Regions from separate parts of the Homo sapiens genome. Here region 2 is linked to region 1. The links are chromatin contacts, found by Hi-C in ENCODE. All regions are on one chromosome and are shown on one strand. Each heading gives the region's core, a stretch centred on a gene start or an enhancer-like site at or near the end of the contact. The rest is flanking DNA. Distances are from core to core; before and after follow the strand shown. Region 1 holds the start of MACORIS (macrophage enriched lincRNA repressor of IFN-gamma signaling). Region 2 overlaps LOC107984219 (a long non-coding RNA gene).

Region 1 (4,196 bases), core at 1,262-3,761:
AAATAGACTACTTTAGCTTTTTTTCACCTCTGGAAATAGAGGAAGTTGTCTTTTATAAACCTCTGGCTGGCTAGGTTAAACATGTAAGGCCTAGAAGAAGATGGTTTCTGCTATAGCCTTGCTTAGGGTGGGAAAAGGATTTTGAGCAGTGGATCTGTCACTGTCTGTAAGAAGGGATGAAGGAGAATACCATCTGCTTGGACTTTTTGACAGAAAGCCAAGGATAAGTAAATGTTGCAGATCTGAGGTCCTATCTTCTGATGGACTCACAGAAGCTAGTGGGGATAGTGGGCCTGGAATTCCAACCTCAAGGCCCAGGACTCTGCTGCATTTTGCAGCTGGAGTGGGAGTTGGCAGAACTCAATTTCTTTGCTGAGAGCAAGTAGCAGTTCAGACAAGAAAAAGGACCTGGATTTCCTCAAGTCTGTAGCAGAGTCAGCTTTTTCTGGATTAAATTGATCCCCTTTCTCCCCATTCCCTACCTCCACATGGCCTTCAGACAGGCATGGTTGCTGACCTTCCTTACCCTCCTCAACCCCTCTACCCTGTGGACCTAGGGTCACTTGGGTATTATATTATACATAAACCTAATAGACAGCCAGCACAGGAGCCTGCACCAATTTAGAGCTCACAGTCATAGCATGACCATATGTCCCAGTTTGCCTGGGACAGTCACCATCTACACCTGTCGTTCTGGCATCGTTATTAATAGCTCTCCTTTTCACTCTCATCGGTGTCCAGGTTTAGACAATAAATTATATGGTTACTCTAACTTTTCATCTGAGACAAGGCACATTCTTTGGTTTATACTGACACCTGTAGGCATACAAAATGGCTTGGGAGAAATGGAAAAGTGGAAGGCTCTCCCTTTCCTCAGTCTCTGGGATTGCCTCCAGACTCTGCTGAGAACCCCAATTATTTGGTGTGATTCTAGAAAGGGGCAATGGAGGGGGAAGATTTCTCCTTGAGGCTGCTACACACTCTGCCACCATAAATGTCCAGGGTTCTACAAACACTTAATACTCCAGAAAGGATGTTTTGACCACTCCTGTTGGTGACAGGAGTCACCATCAGTTTCAGGTCAAACTATGAGACCCCATGGCTGCGTGAGCTTTGTAGATGTTCTCTGGATGGGAGATACAGCCATGCATGGCCCGCCCTTGGGGATCAGCAGTTGTCTGCAAAATGCAGGAAAAGCATCATGTGGACGACATAGGACTACGAGCCAGGGGATTTTCACAGCTGGAGAGGCTTACAAGGAGGCTCGAGCTGGTCAGTTTCAAGGTTTCTGGGCCTGCGTGTTGGAAATTAGGTCACCCTTAGTCTGCCTTGACAAAGAAGACACAGGACATTGGAGGGTGATGTGAGATGCAGTACACGAGGGTCTTACCCTCTCATCTCCCCCGGGTTCCATCACGACACCTGGACTCCAATCTGAACATCAGAAACAATACAAAGCACTTTTAAAAAATTAAATTCAGAGGTCGGGACAGCTTGGGCAGGACTAATTTGTGTGCTTGGCTGTCACAGTGATGGATTTGAGACAGATTAACCCTTGGGCTCCTGGGCCCAGCAGCCTGGGATTGGGTGGGGGGGTGCATTTTCCCTGCATGAAATTACCTTTGTGTAGGGCCCTCTGTCCCAGCAGATGCTGCTCCCTTCTGTTCCCTCACACCCCTGGGCCAACTGTTGTAAACCCCAGAAGAGTGAAAAGAAGCAATTGCCAAGATAAGAAAGCAGGCTTGCAACTGTGTTTGTCCTACTCCGAGTCATTCGGGGTAGGAAAGGGAAACACAGGATGTCTGACTTCCAGGTATTCTTGTAGGTTTTTACGGGGGCTTTTGTTTTTGTCTTTTCTTATTCTTATATTTTTTTAAGACAGCCCTGTGTGGTGAAGTCTCTAGTAAGATAGAAACCTAGGGCTTCACCAGTTCCCTCTGAAAAGGGTTTGAACTGGATTCTCTCAGACTCCCTGTGAGAAAATCCCAGCCATGCCCCCTGACCCTTGTCTTGGGGCTGTGGGGGCTGGGCTGGCTGCCTTCTGGCTGACACTCTCGGAGCAAGCAGACCATAATGAGTCAATTCTCTGCTGTCTGCTATTTAAAACAACGGGTTCCTTCCTGTTTCCTACGCGCTGACTGAGGCGTCTTCTGTGTTAGAAAAAAAAAAGAAACTCAGGAATAAAGTGCCTCCTCTCACAATGAATGGGCTACACATTTCGGCCCGCAGTGACACAAAAGCTCCTAACTGTTTCATCTGTACAGATGGCTCTCATTTGGTGTTGGTGGCATGACTCTGTGAGGTAATTTCCCACATACTTGGTCCATTTAACTGGAGGAGGGTAAAAACCTCCTCTAAGCCAAGTTAGAATCCTCCAAGAAATAGAATTGCTCTTAGCCCTGAGTGTGAAATTTTTGCAGAAGTCCCTGAATTGCAGATGTTCCCTCCAAGAGGGAAGGAGGGAGAGTGCGCAATCTCCCTGGTCTGAAGTGAGAACGGCCTATGCTCTCACTCTTTGTTCCCCTCCCCAGGGAAATCCAGTTACCCACTGGGAGTGAGCTGCCCCCTAACCCCGCATGACCCTGTTCCCCGGGAGGGGCAGCCTGGGGAGTGACAGGCATGACCTCGATGGTGGGCCAGGGGCCTCCTCAGGTGAGTCTTGACCTAACTTTGGCTCTTTCTCTATTTCTCAAACTAAGTGGGAGGGATGTTCAGAGGGAAGCCAGGTTCCCTTGGTTATGCAACACTTGAGTTGCAAATTTCAGTAGCAATATAGAAGGCAAAGCAGTTCTGGCTTTCTTAGCGACACCACCCAGCTTCCGGGTCCAGAGGGACACTAAGATGATTATCTCTCTGTGTGCACAGCTCGGTGACGCTGGGGGCCCAGGCTTCCTGGGGGAGACAGACCAGCCTTAAGAATGCTCAGGAATTGCTGGGACGTTGGTTCATTCACTCATGCAGCAAATGTACTGGTCCCTGGCACCAGCTGCAGATGCAGAAGATGAGCACGTCATGGCTCCCTCCTGCAAGAGCTGTCAGTTTTTGGATGGTGGGAATGTAAGAGACACATCAGGGAAGCAGGTTTCATGGAGGAGGTGCTGTTGGGCCAGGTCCTGAAGAGAAGGGCTAGGACTATGTTAGGCTGAAAGGGAGGATGACATTCCCAACAGAGGGAATAATAGGAGGAAAAGCACAGAAGACATATACATGTGGTATGTTTAATAAATGTAACAAGCATCAGTGTCATGTCTCAAGTGCAAATGTTGGCACTCTGTCAGGGACTGCACGTGTGAATAACTAGATGGGCGTGGCCAGAGTATGGTGTATATGTATGTGTGTGTGTGTGTGTGTACATGTGTGTGTATGCGTGTAGCAGGAGGCCTGTGAAGGGGTATAGGACCAGAGGCTTGAAAAGACATGCTAGAATCAGACTGAGAAAAGTCTGTTAGCAAAAGGAAGCCCAAAAAGAAGCTTTAAAAAGCTCAAGATCTACAAGAGTTGGTTGGTTCGAATGAGATAATCAGGCTTGTATCTTCAAGTGCTCATCCTGGATAACATCTGGGGAAGGGGTTGGGAGGGTGCAGTGGGCAGGAGGCTAAGGACTAAGTAGGAGTACTGGAGATGGGGACACCCCCTTTGTGCTTGGGGGTGGCATGGGGAAGGGGAGGAGGCCCCCGCTGGAGTGGCAGGAACGATATTGGAGCACTTACTGAGGTGCTGAACTTTGGAGCAGCTCATCCAGGGAAAGAAAGTGAGTTCATTGTTGTGAATTTGGGCTTCCAGAGGGACAGCAGGACCAAGCCCATATTGCAGGGCTGTCAGGCTTTGCAAACCCACGGATAGGCATGTAGAACCCCCGAGACAGGGAAAGATCCTGCATGAATGAGAGGAAGGCCAGGAAGGAAGCGGAGATGGAAGAGATCAGTGCCTAGGGCCCAGCAGGAAAACAGGTGGCCAACCAGAGAGCTGGAATGGGGAGCAGAGGGATGGGGGAGCCTGGGGTCTGCAGCAGTGAGAGGTGGGCACAGAGCCAGCCTGGGGGGTGAATGGCACAGGACACTAGAGAGGCAGGACGGGCCTCATGACTACTGCCACACATTCCTTCTGCCTCTTGGCTTGGGTTTGGAGAGACAAGACTCAAGAGCTGGTGGAGGTTGGCAGTGTGGAAGGCAGAGGCTTGGAGACCAAATTGGGAT
Region 2 (4,196 bases), core at 1,102-3,601, 300 kb before region 1:
CGTCTGGCTAATTTTTTTTTTTTTTTTTTTTGGATTTTTGGTAGAAATGGGGTTTTGCCATGTTGTCCAAGCTAGTTTTGAACTCCTGAGCTCAGGTGATTCACTCATCTTGACCTCCCAAAATGCTGCGATTATAGGCGTGAGCCACTGTGCCCAGCCTCCAATGCTTTTTTTTTTTTTTTTTTTTTTGAGATGTAGTTTCCCTCTTGTTGCCCAGGCTGGAGTGCAATGGCGCAATCTTGGCTCACCGCAACCTCTGCCTCCTGGGTTCAAGCGATTCTCCCCTCAGCCTCCCGAGTAGCTGGTATTTTAGGCATGCACCACCACGCGCAGCTGATTTTGTATTTTTTAGTAGAGACGGGGTTTCTCCATGTTGGTCAGGCAGGTTTTGAACTCCCGACCTGAGGTGATCCACCTGCCTTGGCCTCCTGAAGTGCTGGGATTACAGGCGTGAGCCACCGTGCCTGGCCCGATGCTTTTTAAATTTTTCTTGAGAGAGGGTCTGGCTCCGTTGCCCAGGCTGGAATACAGTGGTGTGATCTTGTCTCACTGCTACCTGTCTGTCCCCCAGGCTCAAGCTGTCCTCCTGCCTCAGGTTCCCTAGTAGCTGGTACTACAGGCATGTGCCACCATGCCTGGCTAATTTTTGTACAGATAGTTTCACCATGTTGCCCAGCCGGGTCTCAAACTCCTGAGCTCAAGTGATCCACTCCCTTCGGCCTCTCAAAGTGCTGGCATTACAGGTGTGAGCCCCTGTGGCTGGTCAGCTTTTTTAAAAGATGGGGTCTTGCTCTGTCACCCAGGCTGGAGTGCAGTAGTGCAGTCAGTCTACTGGGGATCCCATGCTGGTGGATCATACAAAACTCTCAGTGGCTGCTTGAGGCTCTGTCGTCAAGAAAGGCAAACTCACATTTTTCTGTTAGAACAAATTGCAGGCCCTCCTGGGATAGGAGACTCTATGTACTCAACTTACCACCAAGTTGCTAGTTGGTTTCTTCAAGGGACAGTTGAACTCAATATTGCTGGTAGGACGTTAGGCAGCAGACGTAATTGGATCAGCCTTTGTAAGTGGGAGCCGTTGCTACTGGACGTGCATAGCTTTCATCTCCCACTGGCCACACCATTCCTGTGCTCACGATACCAGCACTGCAGCGATGGATGACAGACTGGCGGATGACAGACTGGCTGATGTCAACCATTGGTTAAATTCCTCTTCCCTAGTAGATACTGTCTGGTAGGCATTAACATGTCACACAAGATCCTCACATCCTTTGCTGATACCCCTGTCTATGTCTACGGGAAGGGCAGGCACAGCAGCTTGAGACTTCTGTTTGGCCTTTGTCACTATACAGGATAACCTGTATCCAACAGGCCAAAGATGTAATGTAGTGATCATGCCAGTTACCAAGTGTGTCAATTCTAGTTAGACATCAGAGACACGGAAATGACCAGCAGAGGGATCCACAGAGCATGTGCTGCTTTAATGTGAGCACTATATGTTACCTAAATAGAACCATACCTCCATCTGCGGCCCCTATGATGATGCTTTAGGTTTCTAGGTACAACGTCAGCTTAGACCCTGTATCCAACAGCCTTCAAAATATTTGGGTGTTCCCTTTTGTCCATTGTTCAGTAACCTGAATAAATGGCCATCATTCTTTTGAGGGCAGGACTGGGGAATTGTAGTCGGTACTGGGTTGTTGCAAGGTCTTTCCTCCTGGGGACTGGACCTCATGACTGCAGAGGTAATCAGGTTAAAATGCAGTCATTTTCCAATATAACTTAATCCAATATAACTTAAAGGGAATGCATAGAGGGGAGATGATTAGCAGAGATGGCATCTACAGGCTAAGGAAAGGGGCCTTGAACAGCTCTTTCCCTCACAGACCTTAGAGGGAATCCATTCTGCCAACACCTTAATTTTGGACTTGTAGCCTCCAGAACCATAAGACAATACATTTCTGCTGTTTAACCCACCCAGTCTGTGGTACTTAACAGCAGCCCTAGCAAACTAACACAATAGCCTGCTCTGATAATTCAGCAGGACCCTCTAGGCATTTCTCCTTAGCATGGTCAGCATAAGCTTTGTACAGTTGAGCTTTGTCAGTACAAGAGAAAGGGGCTACTTTTCTCAGGTCTGGCATGCTTCCCCTGGCTGCTTATTACCATCCTGTTGTCAGGCATGGCTCAGCCCCAGCTGTGACCCGAGTATGCAGTCAGTTAGCCAGCTTTCAGCTCTGGCCTTGGCCCTGTGACTACCTCGCTAGCTGGCAGGTGGCTCCCTCTGAGCCTGTCCTTCAGCCTCAGCTCACACATAGCCTGGAGAGGCACTCCCTGCTTGTGGCTGCAGTTTTCTGTCCTCTTGTACTCTGGAGGAGTGTGCCAGCCTCAGCCCATGTGTACCCCAATGGTGTGTTTCCTTCTTGCCCGTCCTGGCCATGATTCCCTGCTTGCCAGTGGCAGCCTGAATGTACCTCAAAGGAAAGTTCCTTGGTGACTGACTCAGCTGTCACCCAGCGCAATCCAGCAAATGTCCCTGCCATACAGTGGGCTGCAGCCACACCTCTGCAAGATCTGAAACCCAAACTTGGGGAGGGACATCCCTATCTAAGAGTTTGATCCTTCCTTGGGTACTTTCCCTTAACCCTAGGGTATCCTGTAAAGTTTTATGTATCCATTTGTAAGGCAATCCCCTTGGACCTTGACTGATACAAAGGGTGATATGTAAGTTTATACTCAGAATCTTATTTATTATTTATTTACTGAGACAGAGTTTCGCTCTTGTCGCCCAGGCTGGAGTGCAATGGCATGATCTCGGCTCACTGCAACTTACACCTCCCAGGTTCAAGCGATTCTCCTGCCTCAGCCTCCTAAGTAGCTGGGATTGCAGGCGCCTGCCATCACGCCCAGCTAATTTTTTTTTTTTTTTTTTTAGACGGAGTCTCGCTCTGTTGCCACGCTGGAGTGCTGTGGCACAATCTTGACTCACTGCAGAAAGTAGGAAAGAAAAGACCAGAACAAAAGGCCTCAGATCTGAATAATAAGCATGCCATAAAGAGAACAGAAGAAACAGCAGAGGAAATCACCAATGAAACTGAAAGCCATGGCTTTCCAGTGCCCAGCACAATATATAAAAACAGACCCGCACTAGGGTATGCCATTGTGAATTTCACTACAAGGAATACCTGAACTAGAAAAAATTTTAAAAGTTTCATACAAAGGACTGAGAATCTGAATGCCTCAAATAACATCAGATATGAGAAGAAAGTAGATCAATATCTTTAAAATTCCAAGGGAATGTTATCTCCAGCCTCAATTAGTGTAAGGGTAGGTGGAATAAAAAGGTTTCCAGGCACACCAGTTCCCAAAAATGTTACTTCTTTATTTTTATTTTTTAAGACAGGCTGCGGTGGTTCAGTGGTGTGATCTCAGCTCACTGCAACTTCTGCCTCCCAGGTGCAAGAATCACTTGATTCTCATGCCTCAGCCTCCCAAGTAGCTAGGACTACAGGCATGCACCACCTCCTGGATTCAAGCAATTCTCCTGCCTCAACCTCCTGAGTAGCTGGGACTACAGGCGCGTGCCTCCACGCCCGGCTAATTTTTTCATATTTTTAGTAGCGACGGGGTTTCGCCATGTTGGCCAGGCTAGTCTCGAACTCCTGGCCACAGGTGATCCACCCGCCTCGGCCTCCTAAAGTGCTGGGATTCCAGGTGTGAGCCACTGTGCCCAGCCTGTATTCAGAATATTTAATGCTTAGCACTTTCCCCTACTTGGCTGTCTGAATGCTGGTAGCCAGGCTTATGCTTCCAGCCAGGAGATGAGAAGATTCTGTGCAAAATTTGGCAGCTGATATTGGGGGTCTCCAGGGAAGCAGCAGTTTCAGGAATGCCAGAGTCAACAAATCCTACTCCTATGAGCCGGTTGCTTCCAGTCAGCTTATTGTCCCCCTCTTCAATATGTGCAGACAGGCAAGGATCACCAGCCATTTGAGGAATGCCTCTAGGGTGAAAGGTAGAATCAAAACCCACAACCCAAAATGGAGCAAAGTGGGACTGTGAAGGGAGAAGAAAACATTTTTAAGGAACTGCCACTAATATCCTCAGGTTTTGAAATTGTAAGGTTTTTCTCCATCTAAGAAAAAAAGAATATTCAGAAAATAAGTCCTGAAAATAGAAATTAAAAACTCAATAGA

What was found. Hi-C counts contacts between places; a loop is a spot of excess contacts on that map. Pooled maps may share reads with other maps.
Region 2: a loop to region 1 is called in a map of mammary epithelial cell, with 21 times the contacts of the local background. The contact joins the enhancer-like site here to the promoter of MACORIS in region 1. A Hi-C loop is called at or near these places in 1 of 168 maps with a recorded cell type or tissue (mammary epithelial cell), 2 of 37 single-sample maps with no recorded cell type and 4 of 50 pooled maps.

Annotation. Positions count from the first base shown.
Region 1 is chr10:31,705,762-31,709,957 of GRCh38, reverse strand. It overlaps MACORIS (macrophage enriched lincRNA repressor of IFN-gamma signaling), which reads left to right and starts at 2,511. Exons shown (of 2, transcript NR_184023.1): 1 at 2,511-2,652. RefSeq lists an enhancer at 2,073-2,262.
Region 2 is chr10:32,002,430-32,006,625 of GRCh38, reverse strand. The region is part of intron 2 of LOC107984219 (a long non-coding RNA gene); the gene reads right to left. Among named protein-coding and RNA genes, the nearest start is that of KIF5B, 52 kb to the left of the region's middle. RefSeq lists an enhancer at 3,133-3,948. Within about 2 kb of position 2,351, at least 7 of the 41 ENCODE cell types and tissues checked have a DNase peak (open chromatin) inside an H3K27ac peak, as active enhancers do.